2 separate regions of the Homo sapiens genome follow, and region 2 is linked to region 1. Evidence: read pairs that join two places in POLR2A ChIA-PET (ENCODE). Cell type or tissue: OCI-LY7. All regions are shown on one strand. Each heading gives the region's core, and the rest is flanking DNA. Links, peaks and the distances in the headings are about the cores only.

Evidence for each region. Peaks named below come from ENCODE experiments on the same cell type or tissue, not always from the same donor. Only the 100,000 strongest peaks of a DNase experiment are listed, where the experiment ranks them.
Region 2: POLR2A ChIA-PET joins it to region 1 with 16 read pairs; 5 of 35 experiments call an interaction of 5 or more read pairs at or near these places.

The regions. Positions count from the first base shown.
Region 1 is chr1:226,329,379-226,339,460 of GRCh38, reverse strand. It overlaps the pseudogene LOC101060016. Among named protein-coding and RNA genes, the nearest start is that of LIN9, 25 kb to the right of the region's middle. RefSeq lists an enhancer at 5,675-6,229. In OCI-LY7, for the core only: CTCF peaks have their summits at 5,637 and 5,846 (motif pointing right); DNase peaks (open chromatin) are centred at 5,870 and 6,380; H3K4me3 peaks cover 945 bases; H3K27ac peaks cover 1,172 bases.
Region 2 is chr1:226,196,680-226,206,761 of GRCh38, reverse strand. It overlaps LOC101927247 (a long non-coding RNA gene), which reads right to left. Exons shown (of 2, transcript XR_001738504.2): 2 at 9,388-9,710. Among named protein-coding and RNA genes, the nearest start is that of ACBD3, 15 kb to the right of the region's middle. RefSeq lists an enhancer at 2,813-3,314. In OCI-LY7, for the core only: CTCF peaks have their summits at 5,344 and 5,548 (motif pointing left); a DNase peak (open chromatin) is centred at 5,511; H3K4me3 peaks cover 172 bases; H3K27ac peaks cover 906 bases.

The sequences.
Region 1 (10,082 bases), core at 4,576-7,075:
GTATAACTGATACAGTGAAGAATTCTCAATACATAAAGGACTTTAGAAAGATTTCCCAGCTGGGTGCAGTGATTCATGCCTGTATGATTGCATGAACCCAGAAGTTCAAGACCAGCCTAGGCAACATGGCAAGACCCCATCTCTACAAAAAATTAAAAATTAGCCAGGCATAGTTTCATGCACCTGTGATCCCAGCACTTAGGGAGGCTGAGGCAGTGGATCACTTGAGCCCAGGAGTTCAAGACCAGCCAGGGCAACATGATGAAACCCCATCTCTACAAAAAATAGTCAGTGTGGTGGCAGTTACCTGTAGTCCCAGCTACTTGGAATGCTGAAGAGGGAGGATCACTTGAGCCCAGGAGGTTGAGGCTGCAGTGAGCCATGATTGCGTCACTGCACTCCAGCCTGGGTGACAGAACAAGAACCTGTCTCAAAAAAAAAAACAAAAACAAACAAACAAACAAAAGCCAGGCGTGGTGGTGTGAGCACTCTTGGAGGCTGAGGCAGGTGGATCACTTGAGGTCAGGAGTTCAAGACCAGCCTGGCCAACATGGTGAAAGCCCGTCTCTACTAAAAATACAAAATTTAGCCAGACATGGTGGCATGCACCTGTAATCCCAGCTATTCAAGAGGCTGAGGCACAAGAATCACTTGAGCCTGGGAGGCAGAGGTTGCAGTGAGCCTAGATCATGCCACTGCACTCCAGCCTGGGTGACAGAGCAAGACTCTGTCTCAAAAAAAAAAAAAAGGGCCAAGCACGGTGGCTCACACCTGTAATCCCAGCACTTTGGGAGGCCAAGGTGGGCGGATCATGAGGTCAGGAGATCAAGACCATCCTGGCCAACATGGTGAAACCCATCTCTACTAAAAATACAAAAATTAGCTGGGCGTGGTGGGGCGTGCCTGTAATCCCAGCTACTCGGGAGGCTGAGGCAGGACAATTGCTTGAACCCGGGAGACGGAGGTTGCAGTGAGCCGAGATCACACCACTGCACTCCAGCCTGGGTGACAGAGCAAGACTCTGTCTCAGAAGAAAAAAAAAAAAATCCCTACTGGAGGGAGGCCTCAGTGAGTGTGTATGTGTGTCAGTTTTCTCCCTAAAGGAACAGGAACGGGAATGTATGAGGAGCAAACGAAGCAAAACATGAGGGGAAGGGAGGGGGAGGAGATTAGAAAAACCAAGAGCTAAATATAGAGAAAAATCCATATAGTTTGAGAGGAAATTATGCTTTAGAAGTGGAATGAGAATGATACAGGAACAAATTAAGAGGAGGTACTAAATAACTGAGAACTTAAGGACACTGATGGTTAATGGAGATGTAATATGGTTTCCTCAACACAGAGGCCCAGGGGAAGGATTAGAATTAAACAACTAAGGTAGTAGGAGAAAGAACAAGTTCCAGGACTAGGGGTGGGAGTCAGTGAATGCACAGATAGTTACTAAATACCTAGTCTGTATTTACTAAATACTAAATACACTTGCTCATGCAGGTGACACAATAAATTTAAGAACGCTTGCAACCAAAGTACAAGATTTGCTTTCAAAACAGAAAAAAAAAAAAAAAACAACAACTGGAGAGTACTTATCCTGCATGCAAGATGCATGCAATAAATATTTCTTGAATCAACTAGGGACAGAGGATTTATCTGGGCATAGGAAATGCAATGAGACTTAAAGACAACATGGTGGGTGAATTCTTAATTGTAGATCCCTGGCAGACGTGGCAGGCCAAATAATTCCTAGTAGTATGCTCGTGAGACAGTGTATTAGTGATGCAGTAGAATTTGATGTGTGACTAATTGTTTTCCATTTCAAAAAATGCAAATTATTCCATTCAAACAGAAAAATGTATGAAAAAGCTCGAGAGTGACTAATACAATTCTTATATCACTCATTTCAATGTTAGGGACTTTTACATTTTTAAATTAATAAACGGGCACCATGTAGAAGCTTCGCTGAAAGAGGGAGCCTTTGTAAAGCTTAGTGCCCATGTTGTAGAGACAGTGGAGCTGTCACAGCCATGACGTGGTGAGGAACATGAGCCACCTGACTGCTGCTTCCTGGCCGTGTGACCCTGGAAAGTTGCTTCAACTCTTGGTACATTTGTAAAATGGAGATAATAAGGCTGGCCCTCTCAAAAGGTTGTGAGGATAACTGAGAAACGTGTAGGTAAAGTGTTAACTAGTGACTGGTGTGTGGTGGGTAGTCTGTAAATGTTAACTACTATGATTATCGTCTTCATCCGTCTGGACTGCTATAACAAACAGAATACCGTGGACTTGGTAGCTGATAAACAACAGACCTTTATTTCTCACAGTTCTGGAGCTGGGAAGACCAAGATGAAGATGCAGCGGGTTCGGTATCTAGTGAGGGCCTGTCTCCTGGTTCATAGATGCCACCTTCTTGTTATGTCCTCAAACGGTGGAAGGGGATAGGGGTCTATCTCAATCTTAAGTCTGTCTTTTATTTTATTTTATTTTATTTTATTTTATTTATTTGTATTTTATTTTATTTTATTTTTTTGAGACAGGCTCTCGCTGTCACCCAGCCTGGAGTGCAGTGGCATGATCATGGCTCAACGCAGCCCCCACCTCCTGCGCTCAACTGATCTTCCCAGTTCAGCATCCCAAGTAGCTGGGACTACAGGTACAAACACCATCCCTGGCTAATTTTTGTAGAGACAAAGTCTCACTTTGTTGCCCAGGCTGGTCTCAAACTTCTGGATGCGAGTGATCCTCTTGCCTCAGCCTCCTAAAGTGCTGGGATTACAGGTGGGAGCCATCACACCTGGCTAATTATTTTCCTGGCCCATCATTTTCCTATATCAATGAACAGAGGACCATTCTGCTTACCTCTAATTTGAAATGCAAGTGTATCCGCCTTGGGTACAGCGAATAATGGATATGGTCAGTATTTACCCAAGGATGAATGTGATTGCCCAAAAGCAAAATAGAGATCTGACGCATTTTAGAAAAGGTAATCTCAAAGAAAACAAAGTAGCATTTACTCGAAATGTCTTTCTTGGCCTACTCAGTAATTATGTGTTTAGAAAAGATAAGTAGTAAAGAGTGACAGGAAGGAAGACCAACATCAACAGGGCATGTTAGTAGATGAAATGTTTAAAAATGTAATTATTGAGGGAGACTTCTGTTTCCAGCCCTGACAGAGTAACAAGTACCAAACATGCCCTCCTGCTATAAGGAAACTGGGCAAAGTATATGAAACAAATGTTCATACACGTACTATAAATGTGCATACATGTACTATAGGCAATTCAAGACTGTGAGAAGGAAAATAAATGGAATGAGTCCAAAAATGACCTAGGCTGTCTGCCTGGAGATACTTCCCAGACTGCTGTGGTGCAAGAAGAGGGAACCTAAACAGAATATAGTCGTTTCACCAAGTTGAAGGACAGAGATTGGTTTCAGGAGGCTAAGGTGGCTGGAATTTGCAAGGCAAAGTAACACAGAGAAAAGAGTCCAAAAAAGAGCCCAGGAAATCTGCATAACAGTGTTCTGGAGTCTTGTGCTAAATATTAAGCTGTATCTCTAACAGGAAACTCCATAAAGCCAAGCAAAAAATCACTATGGGGAAATGTAAGTTGGACAGTTCCCAGAGCCCACACACTACTGGGGTATGTTTGAGTTCCAACTCTGAGTGAAGAGACCTGATTAAACACTGAGGATATGTGGTAAAGATCCGTGAAGGGTTACACCTTAGGAGTAGAACTGAAATAGACCTAGAACAGCAGTTCTCAACCAGGGGTAAGTTTACTCCCCAGAGGATATTTTGCTGTATCTGGAGACAATTTATATTGTCATGACTGGGAAGATGCTACCATTGTCTAGAAGGTAGAGGCCAGGTGTCTTAGTCCATTTGTGTGGCTATAACAAAACACTGGGTGGTTTATAAATAACAGAAATGTATTTCTCACAGTTCTGGAGGCTGGGAGGACCTAGATCAAGGCACTGGCAGATTTGGTGTCTGATGAGAGCCCGCTTCCTGGTTTAGAGAATGTGTCCTCGCTGCTTTCTCACATGGCGAAAGGGGACAGGGCAGCTCTCTGGGGCCTCTTTCATAAGGACACCAATCCCAAATGCCCCACCTCCTCTAATACTATTAGTGTTAGACTTCAACATATTAATTTGGGAGAGACACAAACATTCAGACCACAGCAGCAGGGATGCTGTTAAACATCCTACGGTGCACAGGAAAGGCCTCCACAACAAAGACATGTCAACAAGTGCCAAGCCTTTGTCAATCCAAATGTCAAAAGTTGCGACCTGAGTCTGTGAGTGTGAAGGAAAAAAAAAGGACAAATATCAAAAGTACCAATGTTGTGGCCAGGTGCAGTGGCTCACGCCTGTAATCCCAGCACTTTGGGAGGCCAAGGTGGGCGGATTGCTTGAGGTCAGGAGTTTGAGACCGGCCTGGACAACAATGGTGAAACCCTGTCTCTACTAAAAATACAAAAATTAGCCAGGCATGGTGGCATGCGCCTGTAATCCCAGCTACTGGGGAGGCTGAGGCAGGAGAATAGAATCACTTGAACCTGGGAGGCAGAGGTTGCGGTGAGTTGAGATCATGCCACTGCACTCCAGCCTGGACGACAGAGCAAGACTCCATCTCAAAAAAAAAAAAGAAGAAAAGAAAAGAAAGACATTTTCAGATAAATAAAAGCTGTGAGGTCATTTCCAGAGAACGGCATTATAAGAAATATTTTTTTGGCTGGGCACGGTGGCTCATGCATGTAATCCCAGCACTTTGGGCTTTTTGTTGTTGCCTTGTTTTTTCAATATTTTTTATATTAATAGAGATGGGGTTTCGCCATGTTGGCCAGGCTGGTCTTGAACTCCTGACCTCAAGTGATCTGCCCCCGTCGGCCTTCCAAAGTGCTGGGATTACAGGCATAAGCCACTGCACCCAGCCTATCCCAGCATTTTGGGAGGCAGTAGGGAGAGGATTGCCTCAGGCCAGGAGTTCAAGACAAGCCTGGGCAACTAGCGAGACACAATCTCTACCAAAAATAGAGAAAAATTAGCTGGTTATGGTGGCACACACCTTTAGTCCCAGCTACTCAGGAGGCTAAAGATAGAGGGATTGCTTGAGCCCAGAAGTTTGGGGTTTCAGTGAGCCGTGATTGTGTCACTGCACTCCAGCATGGGTGACAGATAGAAAAATTAGATCTACACAAAGAAATAACGAGATGTGGCCTGGCGCGGTGGCTCATGCCTGTAATCCCAGCACTTTGGGAGGCCAAAGCGGGCGGATCACGAGATCAGGAGATCGAGACCATCCTGGCTAACACGGTGAAACCCCATCTCTACTATAAATACAAAAAATTAGCCGGGTGTGGTGGCGGGTGCCTGTAGTCCCAGCTACCCGGGAGGCTGAGGCAGGAGAATGGCATGAACCCAGGAGGCAGAGCTTGCAGTGAGCCGAGATTGTGCCACTGCACTCCAGCCTGGGCGACAGAGCAAGACTCCAACTCAAAAAAAAAAAAAAAAAGAAAGAAAGAGATGTAAATACATGGTAAATATAAAATACTTTTTTCATTTAAAAGAATTTCTCTAAAAAGATAATTGACCATTTAAAGCAAATATAAAAATATAGTTTGGACTTTCTAATGGAAATGGAAATGAAATGTCTTAAAACAATAGCACAAAGGTTCCAAAGGGAAAATGGAGTTGCATTATTAAAAGGTTCTCACATGATATGTAAAGTAGCATAACAATATTTAAAGATATGTGATACACTCCTGAAACAGGAGCCCAAGCGTGCATGTGGACACAGGGTCGTGGGAGATGAATGCGGTGGTGTCGCAGGTGAACTCTCTGCCGCTTCTCAGCCTGATGGTGGCGCTCATATTTAGCTGCTTTCACCATCACCACTGCCTTCAAAGACGGAAGCATCCTGGTGTGGTGGCAATGACTCGCCGATCAAGCTGAAAAACGTAGATGACTTCAACGGACCGAGAGAAAGAAGTGATTTGGGATTCATTACATTTGATGTAACTGCTGATTAACTCAGCTCGTTTCCCAGTAGTGGCACCAGTCTTGTAGTTAATTGTGAGAATACATTTGATTGGAATGTTAAGCAGTTGTTTATTTATCAGCAGAATATTCAACAAAAGATAATCTACGATTAGAGACCTAATGGCAATATATTTGCAACAAAATTTGAGACCTGTGATTAAAATTATCATTATGAAGATATGTAATCAAAAGCTGTAAAGATTATTAATAATTTTTCTATTTTCTGAGATTATTTTAAAATCCATCTCAGTACAGCTTTTTTTTTTCTCATATTTTTTTTCTGTTTTTAAGAGATAGTATCTCACTCTGTCACCCAGGCTGGGGCAATCACAGCTCACTGCAGCCGCAATCTCCTTGCCTCAGGCATGTTTTGGTTTTGTTTTTGTTTTTGTTTTTAAATACATGGCATGAGCTGTTTTAGTAGTCTTACTAAGCCATGTATCTGCAGTTAATTATATTGAAAATAATTTTCCTTTGTTTTGGTGTTGTATGGGATTCATCAACGTAAGTACTTGAACTAGTCTTTTTAACTGTAAATTACATGCCAGGTGCAGTGGCTAATGCCCGTAACACCAGCACTTTGGGAGACTGAGGTGGGAGGATCACTTGAGCCCAGAAGTTCAAGGCCAGCCTGGGCAACATAGTGAGACTTTGTCTCTACAAAAAAATTTAAAAAATTAGTCAGGTATGATGACATACAATTGTAGTCTCAGCTACTGGCGAGGCTGAGGTGGGAGAATTGATTGAGCCCAGGAGGTTGAGGCTGCAGTAAGTTGTGATGGTGCCATTGCACTCCAACCTGGGTGACAGAGCAAGACCCTGTCTCAAAAAAAAATTAAATTTAAAAAATTATAAATTATAATTGAGAATAGGTTTTATAATTAAAAGCTGTTAAACTATTAGATTAAAAATCTGTTAAAGTTATCAGTTATTATAATTGAAAGCAAATTAATCTAGTCTGATTGCAAGTGGGGTAGAGGTGGAGATACTTATATAGAATGTTGCTCAAACAGAAATCTTCTTAGGTTCTATTTTAATGTTGATGCTGAAGGTATAAAGTGATAGACTTAAAATATGAAAGTGAAATCCATAGAACTGAAATGTGCCTATATGTTATTTACCTTATGTTGGTCGTCAGTGTTGCCTGGAAATTATTTGCAGTTAAAGGCTCTAAACCAAGTTGGCCTTGAGGACGAGATTGTTCTGAGAGGTATTAATCTGAAGCTACTCTTGAAATATATGAAAACAAATTTTTTTTTGACAATGAAAATGGTTGCAAGAGGAAAGTCACTTTGACTCTATCTGGGAACCGTGTACCAGTTGCTGGAACGCTGCCTCGGGACAGGATGAGAACAGGTATCTATTCCATTTCCAGATACATGTGAAATAATAAAGAGAATATTAAATTATTCTAAGTTTGAAACGATGTATTTTTATTGATTATTATTTTTTTTTGTTGAGGCAGAATCTCGCTCTGTCACCCAGGCTGGATGCAGTGCCCTCTTGGCTCTCTGCAGCCTCTACTTCCCAGGTTCGAGCGGTTCTCCTGCCTCAGTCTCCCGAGTAGCTGGGATTACAGGCACAGGCCACCACACTGGCTAATTTTTTTTTTTTTTGAAACTGTGTCTTGCTGTGTCACCCAGGCTGGAGTGCAGTGGCGCAATCTTGACTCACTGCAACCTCCGCCTCCCAGGCTTAAGCGATTCTCGTGCCTCAGCCTCCTGAGTAGCTGGGACTACAGGCATGCACCACCACACCCAGCTAATTTTTGTATTTTTAGTAGAGATGGGGTTTCCCCATGTTGGGCAGGCTGGTCTCAAACTCCTGGATTCAAATGATGCACCACCTCGGCCTCCCAAAGTGCCAAGATTACAGGCATGAGCCACTGCACCTGGCGAAACAATATATTTTTATTCTTAACGAATTGTATCTCATTGACCTTTAAAAAAAAATGAGGCTGGGCACGGTGGCTAACGCCTGTAATCCCAGCACTTTGAGAGACTGAGGCAGGCGTATCACGAGGTCAAGAGATTGAGACCATCCTGACCAACGTGGTGAAACCCATCTCTACTAAAAAATACAAAAATTAGCTGGGTGTGGTGGCACATGCCTGTAATCCCAGCTACTCGGGAGGCTGAGGCATGAGAATCAATTGAACCTGGGAGGCGGAGGTTGCAGTGAGCCAAGATCACATCACTGCACTCCAGCCTGGGCGACACAGGAAGACCCTAAAAAAAAAAAGAGTGAGACAAAACTATATACTCCATAAAGAAATCTAATTTGAATATAAAGACAACAGATTAAGAATAAATGGACCAGGCAAGGTGGCTCACGCCTGTAATCCCAGCACTTTGGGAGGCCGAGGCGGGCAGATCACCAGAAGTCAGGAGTTCGAGACCAGCCTGACCAACATGGAGAAACCCCATCTCTACTAAAAATACAAAATTAGCCGGACATGGTGGCGCATGCCTGTTACCCCAGCTACTTAGGATGCTTAGGCAGGAGAATCACTTGAACCCAGGAGGTGAAGGTTGCGATGAGCCGAGATGGCGCCATTGCACTCCAGCCCGGGCAACAAGAGCAAAACTCCTTCTCAAAAAAAAAAAAAAAAAAGAATAAATGGATGGAAGCCTGGGCAACATGGAGAAACCCCATCTCTACAAAACAAAACAAAAACAAAAAATTAGCCAAGCATGGCAGCACATGCCATAGTCCCAGCTACTCAGGAGGCTGAGGCAGGAGAATCACGTGAACCTGGGAGGCGGAGGTTGCATTGAGCCGAGATCGTGCCACTGCACTCCAGCCTGGGCAACAGAGTGAGAATCCGTCTCAAAAAAAAAAAAAAAGCAAAAACACATTTTTTTTTCAAGTGCAAATGTAACATTCACCAAGACAGTCCATGTCCTGGGCATGAAACAAATCTTACAGTGAAAAAGACTGTCACAATATAGAGTTCTGTTTTGTTTTGGTTTTGGTTTTGGTTTTTGAGATGGAGTCTTGCTCTGTTGCCTAGGCTGGAATGCAGTGGCACGATCTCAGCTCACTGCAACCTTAGCCTCCCGGCTCAAGCGATTCTCCTGCCTCAGACTCCCAAGTAGTTGGGACTACAGGTGTGCACCACAACGCTCAGCTAATTTCTTTGTATTTTTAGTAGAGAGGAAGTTTCACCATGTTGGTCAGGCTGGTCTCAAACTCCTGACCTCAAATCATCTGCCCGCCTCAGCCTTGCAAAGTGCTGGGATTATAGCCGTGAACCACTTCTCCTGGCCCACAATATAGAATATTTTATTTGACCACAAAAGAATCTAGAAATCAATATCATTACATACCTATCAGAAGGGCACACACATTTAAAAAAGTCAAAAATCTGACATTACCAACCGCTGAAGAGAATATAGAGCGGCCAGAATTGATAGGGATGTCAAATGGCACAGCCACCTTGGAAATCCATTTGGCAGGTTCTTATAAAGTTAAATATGTACCCACCATATGACCCAACCATTCCATTCCTAGGTATTTACCCAAGAGAATGAAATCCCATGAGCCCCAAAAGACTTGTACATGCATATTCATGGCAGCTTTATTAATAATAGTTTTATTAATAATAGCTGCCATGAATATTTGTGGATGGGTATTAAAACCAAATACACATCTAGCTGGGCAAGGTGGCTCATGCCTGTAATTCCAGCACTTTGGGAAGCTAAGGTGGGCGGATCACCTGAGGGTGGGGGTTCAAGACCAGCCTGGCCAACATGGTGAAACCCCGTCTCTACTAAAAATACAAAAATTAGCTGGGCATGGTGGTGGGCACCTGTAATGTCAGCTACTTGGGAGGCTGAGGCAGCAGAATCCCTTGAACCCTGGAGGCAGAGGTTGCAGTGAGCCAAGATCATGCCAATGCACTCCAGCCTGGGCGACAAGAACGAAACTCCATCTCAAAAAATATATATCCATCTATAGGCAAATAGATAAGCAAATTGGTTTGTCCATACAAGGGAATACTACTCAGCAATAAAAAGGAGCAAACTTCTGATAGACACAGTACA
Region 2 (10,082 bases), core at 4,217-6,716, 130 kb after region 1:
TGCTGTTCAACTATTAAAAATTGTGTTGTGGCCAAGCACGGTGGTCCACGCCTAGGTAATCCTAGCACTTTGGGAGGCAAGGTGGGCAGATTGCTTGTGGCCAGGAGTTCTAGACCAGCCTGGGCAACATGGAGAAACCCCATCTCTACAAAAAATACAAAAACTTAGCCAGGTGTGGTGGTGTGTACCTGTAGTCCCAGCTACTCAGGAGGCTGAGGCAGGAGGATCACTGGAGCCCAGAAAGTCAAGGCTGCAGTGAGCCAAGATCAAGCCACTGTACTCCAGCCTAAACATCAAAGTGAGATCCTGTCTCAAAAAAAAAAAAATTAATTAAAATTGTGTTGTGAAATAACACTGATTGTCATGGGATAATGATATATTGCTGAGGGGGGAGCAAGCTACACAATAAAACAATATGGAAAAGATACAGTTTCTTTTCTCTCTCTCTTTTTTTTTTGAGATGGAGTCTTGCTTTGTCACCCAGACTATATTGCAGTGGCACGATCTTGGCTCACTGCAACCTCTGCCTCCCGGGTTCAAGTGATTCTCCTGCCTCAGCCTCCCAAATAGCTGGGATTATAGGCATATGCCACCATGCCCAGCTAATTTTTGTATTTTCAGTAGAGACAGGATTTTCCCATGTTGGCCAGGCTAGTCTGGAACTCCTGCGCTCAGGTGATCCATCTGCCTTAGACTCCCAAAGTGTTGGGATTACAGGCGTGAGCCACCACACCCAGCCAAGATACCATTTTCTTTTTCTTTTTTTTTGAGATGGAGTCTCACTCTGTCGCCCAGGCTGGAGTGCAATGGCTCGATTTTGGCTCACTGCAATCTCCACCTTCTGGGTTCAAGCGATTCTCCTGCCTCCTGAGTAACTGGGATTACAGGCATGTGCCACCACACCTGGCTAATTTTTTTTTTTTTTTTTTTCTTTTTGAGACGGAGTCTCGCTCTGTCGCCCAGGCTGGAGTGCAGTGGCATGATCTCAGCTCACTGCAACCTCTGCCTCCTGGGTTCAAGCGATTCTGCTGCTCAGCCTCCTGAGTAGCTGGGAGGACAGACACACCACCGCGCCTGGATATTTTGTTGGTATTTTTAGTAGAGACAGGGTTTCACCATGTTGGTCAGGCTGGTCTCAAACTCCTGACCTCGTGCTCTGCCCATCTCAGCCTCCCAAAGTGCTGGGATTATAGGCATGAGCCACTGTGCTCGGCCTTTTTTTTTTTTTTTTAAGACAGAAGCTTGCTCTGTTGCCCAGGCTGGAGTGCAATGGTGCAATTTCAGCTCACTGCAGCCTCCGCCTCCTGGGTTCAAGCGATTTTCCTGCCTCAGCCTCCTGAGTTGCTGGGATTACAGGGACCCACCACCATGCCCAGATAGTTTTTGTATTTTTAGCAGAGACAGGGTTTCACCACGTCGGCCAGGCTGGTCTCGAACTCCTGACCTCAGGTGATCCACCCACCTTGGCTTCCCAAAGTGCTGGGATTATAGGTGTGAGCCACCACGCCCAGCCGACTAATTTTTTTACTTTTTTTTGTAGAGATGGGGTCTCACCGTGTTACCAGGCTGGTTGGGAGACCCTGTCTCTACAAAAAAAAAAAAAATTTTTTTATTAGCCAGGTGTGGTGGTACACCCCTGTAGTCCAGCTACTGGGGAGGCTGAGGCAGGAGGATTGCTTGAGCCTGGGAGGTTGAGGTGGCAGTGAGCCATGATCATGCCTGGGTGACAGAACAAGACTCTGCCTTGAAAAATAAATAAATACATAAATAAATAAATAAGTAGAAACTCAATCCTGGGAAGTGGGACTGGGAAGTTAGGGTAGGGAAGAGGAATTTTACTTTTCACCCTTATACCCTTCAGTGCTGTGTTAATCTTTTATTTTTTTCCCACAAATATCTATTATTTTGTGATAATTAAAAAGTAAATATATTATTAGAAAATAAGTTAATAAGAAATAAAGGATTTTTTTTTGAGACGGAGTCTCGCTCTGTCACCCAGGCTGGAGTGTAGTGGCGTGATCTCGGCTCACTGCAACTTCTGCCTCCCAGGCTCAAGCGATCCTCTCACCTCAGCCTCTTGAGTAGCTGGAGCTAGAGACATGAGCCACCATAGCTGGCTAATTTTTGTATTTTTTTTTTTTTTTGGTAAGGACAAGGTTTCACTATGTTGCCCAAGCTGGTTTCAAACTCCTGAGTTCAAGTGATCCTCCTTCCAACCTTCCAACATGCTGGGATTACAGGCATCAGCCACCAAGCCTGACTGGATATTTCTTTATTAATGATTAATATTAATCATTAATATTTATATGATTATATTATTTGATTATAGTTGTAGAATATATTTATATTTTATATTTATTAAAATACATGATATATTAAAATATATTGAGTATAAAATATACTAAATATAATTAATATTAAGGATTAATAAATAAATTACATAAGGAATAAAAATTATATAAGAAAATATTGCCTTATCCCCTGCCTGTCTGCCTTTTGACTGATGTGTGCTGTATGTACTATGAGCCTCTCACCTGTTCTGCACCTAATACAACAGCCACCATAGCCCTGCTTCCCAGACACCTTAAAAAGTTGTTTTGTTTTAAATAGATGTAGCCTGGCACACATGCCTGTGTCATGAGGGAGAGCATGGCTGGCCTGCTCTCTTGGTACTTATTATAAGGTCCTTCTTACTGGGGGTTTTATTCGATTATCACCTTTATGTCTGTTCCAGCCAGAATCCTGCTGTGTGACACCTGGGAATCCATCACCCTAGTCCCTGCTCTGGGGTTTGCACACCACATTTTCCTGGGTGTCAGGACTTCCTGGTGCTTGAAGATATGCAGTGAGACAGGGCTGCTTCTGACTTTTCAGAGTTCCTGCCTCTGACGCCTCACATAGCAGCCCCTGGACCCAGTGTTCTCAACAGTGGGGGATCTCTTCTCAGAGGAGAAAAGGCTCAGGCCTGGAGAGGATGGGCCTGGTGATTGCTGGGTGGGGCAGGGGATGCCAGATGTCCTGCAATGCACAGGTCAGTTCACTCAACATCCCTCGTCCCTGGACAGTTATGGCGACAAAAACACAATCTATAATTATCTGAGCCTAGAACCTGCGTTTTTACAAATAAACACGGTGAATTTGTGCATGGTTTTAACATATGATGAATTTTTCAAGAAAGCATCTATTACTGAAACTAATTTGTTTCTCAAGGGTTGTTTGAAATTTAAAAGATCACATCACCCACAGAGAAGCTGGTATCCATCTGCATTTGCAGCAGATGTATTCAGGGTGGTTCCATGGATAGGTTCAAACCTCTGACCACTTCATGATCATCCTAGGAGTCATGTACAAACATTCACAGTTTTGTTATTAGTCACTTTCCCTGTATGTCTCCTTTATATTACAATTAGGACATTTACAAATTCATTGGGTACATATGTTGTTTTATTTATGAATTTCTTTCACATGGTAAAAGGGATATTAAAAACTGTCTGTTTAACAAAGAGGCTTTGGGTCTGATAGGGCTGAGATCCATGGTGCTCAGGCCTCAGGGTACATTAGAACAGAGACCACCCCAATCATCCTGCGCCAGGAATATATGGTAGGTGCTCAATTAATGTTTGTTAAATGAATAACTTCACTAGGAAAATCTTTCCAAGAAATTAGCAGCAGCTCTTTGTTCTGTCCTTTGCAGTAAGTGACCAGTACATACTTCTTTTTTTTTTTTTTTTTAAGACAGAGTCTCTCTCTGTCACCCAAGCTGAAGTGCAGTTGTGCGATCATGGTTCACTGCAGCCTCAACTTCCTGGACTCAAGCGATCCTCCCACCTCAGGCTCCTGAGTAGCTGAGACTACAGGCGCATGCCACCACGCGCAGCTCATTTTTTGTATTTTTTGTAGAGATGGGGTTTCACCATATTGCCCAGGTTGGTCTCAAATTCCTGGGCTCAAGTGATCCGCCCACCTCAGCCTCCCAAAGTGCTAGGATTACAGGTGTGAGCCATTGTGCCCAGCTACATAATTTTGCAATGAATGTGTCAGATGGTTGAGCTTTTGGCAGAAGAGGAAAGCTGCAAAAGGTGAGTTTAAGATAACCTTGTCACCTAACCTGCCCTTCAGGGACTGTAGGAACACTAGAGGGGAAGATGCAGTAAATTTAATTCAGGAAATATTCTCTGAAGGGAAATAAAGCTAAAAAGAAATGCTTCTGACCTTTATATTAGATTTATTCACCCATTGAACAAATGTTTGCTCAATATTTATTATGTGTCAGGCACTAGGAGGCATAGCAGCTATGGTAGCAACAGGTGCTGTAGCTCAAAAAAATCCTACAATAGGCTTTGAGGAAAAGATTATTTTTAAAAAATACAAGTATGGGCCAGGTGCGGTGGCCCAGGCCTGTAATCTCAGCACATTGGAAGGCTGAGGCAGGTGGATAAACTGAGGCGGGTGGATAAACTGAGGTGGGTGGATAACCTGAGGTCAGGAGTTCGAGGCCAGCTTGGCCAACATGGTAAAACCCCCGTCTCTACTGAAAATACAATAATTAGCTGGGCGTGGTGGTGGGCACCTACAGTCCCAGCTACCTGGGAGGCTGAGGCAGGAGAATTGCTTGAACCCAAGAGGCGGAGATTGCAGTGAGCCAAGATCGCGCCATTGCACTCCAGCCAGGGCAACAGAGCAAGACTCCGTCTAAAAAAAAAAAAAAATACAAGTATGTACACAATAGAAAGATTTTTGAAATAAGCCATAATCTTCCTTCCCAGTTAATTCTCAGTGGCATTTAAAAAATAATGCATGTGGAAGACTGGAAAATTCAAACAGTACAGAAAGTAGGAAATGAAAGGTTAAATCTCACCCATATATATCCCATATATTTTTATTTTTTAATCTACATACATATTTCAATCCAAAAGAACCCTACTATATGGCTGGGCATGGTGTCTCATGTCTGTAATCTTAGCACTTTGGGAGGCTGAGTGGGGAGGATCTCTCAAGCCCAGGAGTTGGAGATCAACCTGAGCAACATAGTGAGACCTTGTCTCTACTAAAAATTTAAAAATTAGCCAGGCATGGTGGCGCACATCTATGGTCCCAGCTACTCCAAAGGCTGAAGGAGAAGGATTGCTTGAGGCTGGGAGGTCAAGGCTGCAGTGAGCTGTGATTGCACCACTGCATACCAGCCTGGGTGACAGACAGAGAGAGAGCCTGTCTCAAAAAAAAAAAAAGAAAGAAAAAAGAACCATACTATAAACACGGTTCTGCACCTTGCTTTTGTAACATAGTAATATATTTTTGAGATCTTTCCATTTTAGGGCATGCTTGTTAACAACTACTAGAACTCCACTGAATGGATGTACCATAATGTATGTCACTTGTCCCTTATTGATGGGCACTCGACACTGTCTCTATCCTGTGCACACTTTTGAGAGCTCTCTGCACCCCTCGCCATGAGACTGGATTTAAATCTTGCTTTCCCCTGGCCAGCCCCAAGCAAAGAGATGGGAGGAGGGCTTTGTTTCTCAAACAGCAACCTCTGCTGGGCCAGGCCAGGAAAGCACCCCACTAGGAAACAATCGTATTAACAGAACCTGTGTTAATAGAAGCTTTCTGGTGGCAGAATTCTATCTAAATTTTTCTCTTTATATTATTCTGTTAACAAAATTTTCTACAACAAACGTGTACTTTTACAGTAAAAAAGAAAAACACCTAGATTTTATCTTGAATAGTTTTCTGGCAGCTGGGAATGCCTTTTCCTTCTTGTGTAGTGTTCCCTTGAGTGGTTTACCTACAGCAGCCTGGATGTGGAGTAGGAGCTGGGATTTCTGCCTGTGTTCTGGCATCTGGTGACAGGATCTTTCTTATCCCCTTGTTGACTCAGGACTCTGGGAGGGTTTTATAAAAATAGCAATAATTAAATAGCTGACACTTATGGAGAATTAACTGTGCCAGTCACTATTCTAAGTGTGGTTATATGTGTTAACATACACAACATCCTGATTAGGTACTATTACTATTGTTCCATTTTGCAGACGTAGCAACTGAGGCATGGGGTGGTTATGCAACATGCCCAAGATCACACAGCTAGGATAGTGTATAACTGGCTCCAAAATTGTGCAAACCAGCTCTAGAGTCTACTCTGCTTAGCACTGCCCTCTCTCACCTCTCTGTTGAGTAATGTTCTGTTATTATAGATCTCCCTGACCCTTTGTTTCCTCACCTATAAACATCTACTTCAAGAAAAATTTGAGAAATAATACCAAATAGATAAAGCGTGTAGGGCATAGTATATGTGAAATACATTAACTAACTTTGGGAGGTCAAGATGGGAGGATCGCTTGAGCCCAGAAGTTGGAGACCAGTCTGGGCATCATAGGGAGACCCCACCACTACAAAAAGTTTAAAATTTTTCTGAGTATGGTGGCACATGCCTGTAGTCCCAGCTTCTTGGGAAGCTGAGGCAGGAAGATGGCTTGAACCCAGGAGATGGGGGCTGCAGTAAGCCATGATAGTGCCACTGCACTCCAGCCTGAACAATAAAACAAGACCCTGTCCGAGGAGAAGGAGAAGAATGAGAAGAAGGAGGAGAAGAAGGAGAGAAGGAGAAGAAGGAGAAGGAGGAGGAGGAGGAAGAAGAAGAGGAAGAAGAGTAGGAGGAGGAAAGAAAAGAAAAGAGGAAATAAAAAGAGGAAGGTGAAGAGGAAGCAGGAGAAGGAGAAAGAGGAAGAGGAGAAGAAAGAAGAAAGAAGAAGAAAAAAGAAAAAAAGAAAAAATTAACTAACCGTTATTAATATCCTGGGAGATCCCACTGAGGGGGATGGGGGTTTGGGAGGTAAGCTGTATACGGACCTTGATCTTCCAAGGATATACCCTTGAGGAATGCTCTTGATCAGATCTGTGGAGGGAAAATGATGGATTTCACCCCACATGTGAGCAAGATGCATGAGGCAAAAACCAGCCAGGGCTGGAGGCACTGCTAGAACTTCAGGATGGGATTTGGACACACATCAGGTTCTAGAGGAATGAAATCATGTCTATGCAAAGATTTGTATCTAAATGTTCATAGCAGTTTAATTTGTATTAGCCCAGAATTTGAAGAAATCCAAAAGTCTATCTACAGGTAAATAGATAACATGCACCCTATGCACGTTGCTTAACCTCTGTAATTTATTTATTTATTTATTTATTTATTTATTTATTTATTTATCTATCTATCTATCTATTTTGAGACAGAGTCTCGCTCTGTCTCCCAGGCTGGAGTGCAGTGGCACGATCTCTGCTCACTGCAAGCTCCGCCTCCCGGGTTCCAGCCATTCTCCTGCCTCAGCCTCCCGAGTAGCTGGAACTACAGGCGCCTGCCACCGCGCCCGGCTAATTTATTATTATTTTTTTTTGTATTTTTTAGTAGAGATGGGATTTCATTGTGTTAGCCAGGATGGTCTCGATCTCCTGACCTCGTGATCCGCCTGCCTCGGCCTCCCAAAGTGCTGGGATTACAGGTGTGAGCCACCGCCCCCAGCCACCTCTGTAATTTAGTTTCCTTTTTTTTTTTTTGGTACAGACAAGGTTTCACTATGTTGCCCAAGCTGGTCTCGAACTCTTGGCCTCAAGCCATCATCCATCTCAGAACCCCAAGTGCTGAGATTACAGGTGTGAGCCACCATGCCTGGATAGTTTCCTAATTTTTCTTTTATGTTTTAATTGAACTGAACCTGGAATTTCCTTATTTTTAAATGGGGACAAGCTGGGTACGGTGGCTCATGCTTGTAATCCCAACACTTTGGGAAGCTGAGGCAGGCAGATCACCAGAGGTCAGGAGTTCGAGACCAGCCTGGCCAACACAGTGAAACCTCATCTCTACTAAAAAAAATACAAAAATTAGCCGGGCGTGGTGGCAGACACCTGTAATTCCAGCTACTTGGGAGGTTGAGGCAGGAGAATCGCTTGAACCTGGGAGGTGGAGATTGCAGTGAGCCGAGACTACGCCACTGCACTCCAGGCTGGGCAACAGAGCAAGACTCCATCTCAAAATAAATGAATAAATAGGGACAATGATTCTTCAACAGCTATTGCAAGCTAACATGAGACAATGTATATAAAGAGTTTAGCCTAGCTCCTGGCATTTTTGAGGCGTTTGGTAGCTATTACTGGCACTCTTTAATGGTCAGTTCTAATAGTTAGAAAGCTATTGAGATGATATTGGTCCCCTATAACTTCCTGGTATTGCCATGCCAGGAATTCTGCATACAGTTTCAGTTGTTCCGCAAACTTTTTTTTTTTTTTTGAGATGGAGTCTTGCTCTGTTGTCCAGGCTGGAGTGCAGTGGCATGATCTCAGCCCACTGCAACCTCCACTTCCTGAGTTGAAGTGATTCTCCTGCCTCAGCCTCCCTAGTAGCTGGGATTGCAGGCGCATGCCATCATGCCCAGCTAATTTTTGTAATTTTTTTAGTAGAGATGAGGTTTTGCCATGTTGGCCACGGTGGTCTTGAACTCCTGACCTTAAATGATCCACCTGCCTCGGCCTCCTGAAGTGCTGGGATTACAGGTGTGAGCCCCCGTGCCCAGCCGGTTCAACAAACACTGATTGGGCATCTCCTGTGTGCCAGGAACTGGGCCAGGTTTGTGAGCACAACTGAATATAAAAGAAGACCAGCTTCTGTTTACATGAGAGTCACTGGGATAACGATAGTCATCATGGATTCCTTGACATATCTCATTCTTAGGTTCAACCTCCTTCTCCCAGATCCTTTTACTGCACCTCTCACATCTTTTTGTTTGTTGATTTTAATTAAGTCTCAAAAATACCCCTCCTCCAGGAAGCCTTCGCAAACTGCACTAAGCAATTATTATGGCCCCTTTCTGATCATCCTTTCAGCACTTGGGGACCCAGTTCCCACTCTTCCTATTTGTTTGCACTTGCCAATTTTATTTTCTTTTTTGAGACAGAGTCTCACTCTGTTGCCCAGGCTAGAGTGTAGTGGCACAATCTTGGCTCACTGCAGCCTCCACCTCCCGGGTTCAAGCAATTCTCCTGCCTCGGCCTCCTGAGTAGCTGCGATTACAGGTGTGTGCCACCCCAACTGGCTAATTTTGTATTTTTAGTAGAGGTGGGGTTTCACCGTGTTGCCCAGGCTGGTCTCAAACTCCTGACCTCAAGTGATCTGCCTGCCTTGGCCTCCCAAAGTGCTGGGATTACAGGTGTGAGCCACCGCGCCTGGCCTATTATATTATTATTGCTAGTATTATTTAACTTCATGACACAGCTCTGTACTCATTTTTCTTCCATTTTTTGACTGCATACTCCTTGGTCTCCATATGGTAAGTTCATAATTTGTCTATAGAGAGAATAGAAAGATAATTCAGTCTTTCCTTCAGCACAGCTGACTCCACTTTGGCTTTTTTATTGATCATTTAGAAAAGTTTCATTCTCCACAGTATACTGCCTGGGGCAGACCTGCCCAGAGCCCCAGGTTTGCCCCAGCTCTGCAGCTCCCAGGCGGGGCCTCAGCGACCTCTTCTTCCCAGCCAGCCCCATCCCATCCCTCTGCCAGCCCCATAAGCACTGAGCGGCTGGGGCAGCGCTACCGTCTCCGGCCAGCAGGTGGGGCCGAGGTGCCCTGAAGCTTAAGCCTCGGTCTCAGCATCTTTTGAACGAGTCCTTGGAATCAGAGGTCTCCTTTCCCAACCTTTCACGTCTTCTTGCTGTAACTGGAGGATATTATTTCATAATAATTATCATTATTATTACTATGTGAATGTCAGTTTGCAAGACAAGTGGAAGAACGCTCCCAACATTGTCAATGTTATGGGATTTGGGGAGACTTGTTTTTTAAAAAACAAATTTCTGGCTGGGCGCGGTGGCTCATGCCTGTAATCCCAGCACTTTGGGAGGCCGAGATGGGCGGATCACAAGGTCAGGAGATCGAGACCATCCTGGCTAACACGGTGAAACCTCGTCTCTACCAAAAATACAAAAAAATTAGCCGGGCGTGGTGGCGAGTGCCTGCAGTCCCAGCTACTTGGGAGGCTGAGACGGAGAATGGCGTGAACCCGGGAGGCGGAGGTTGCAGTGAGCCGAGA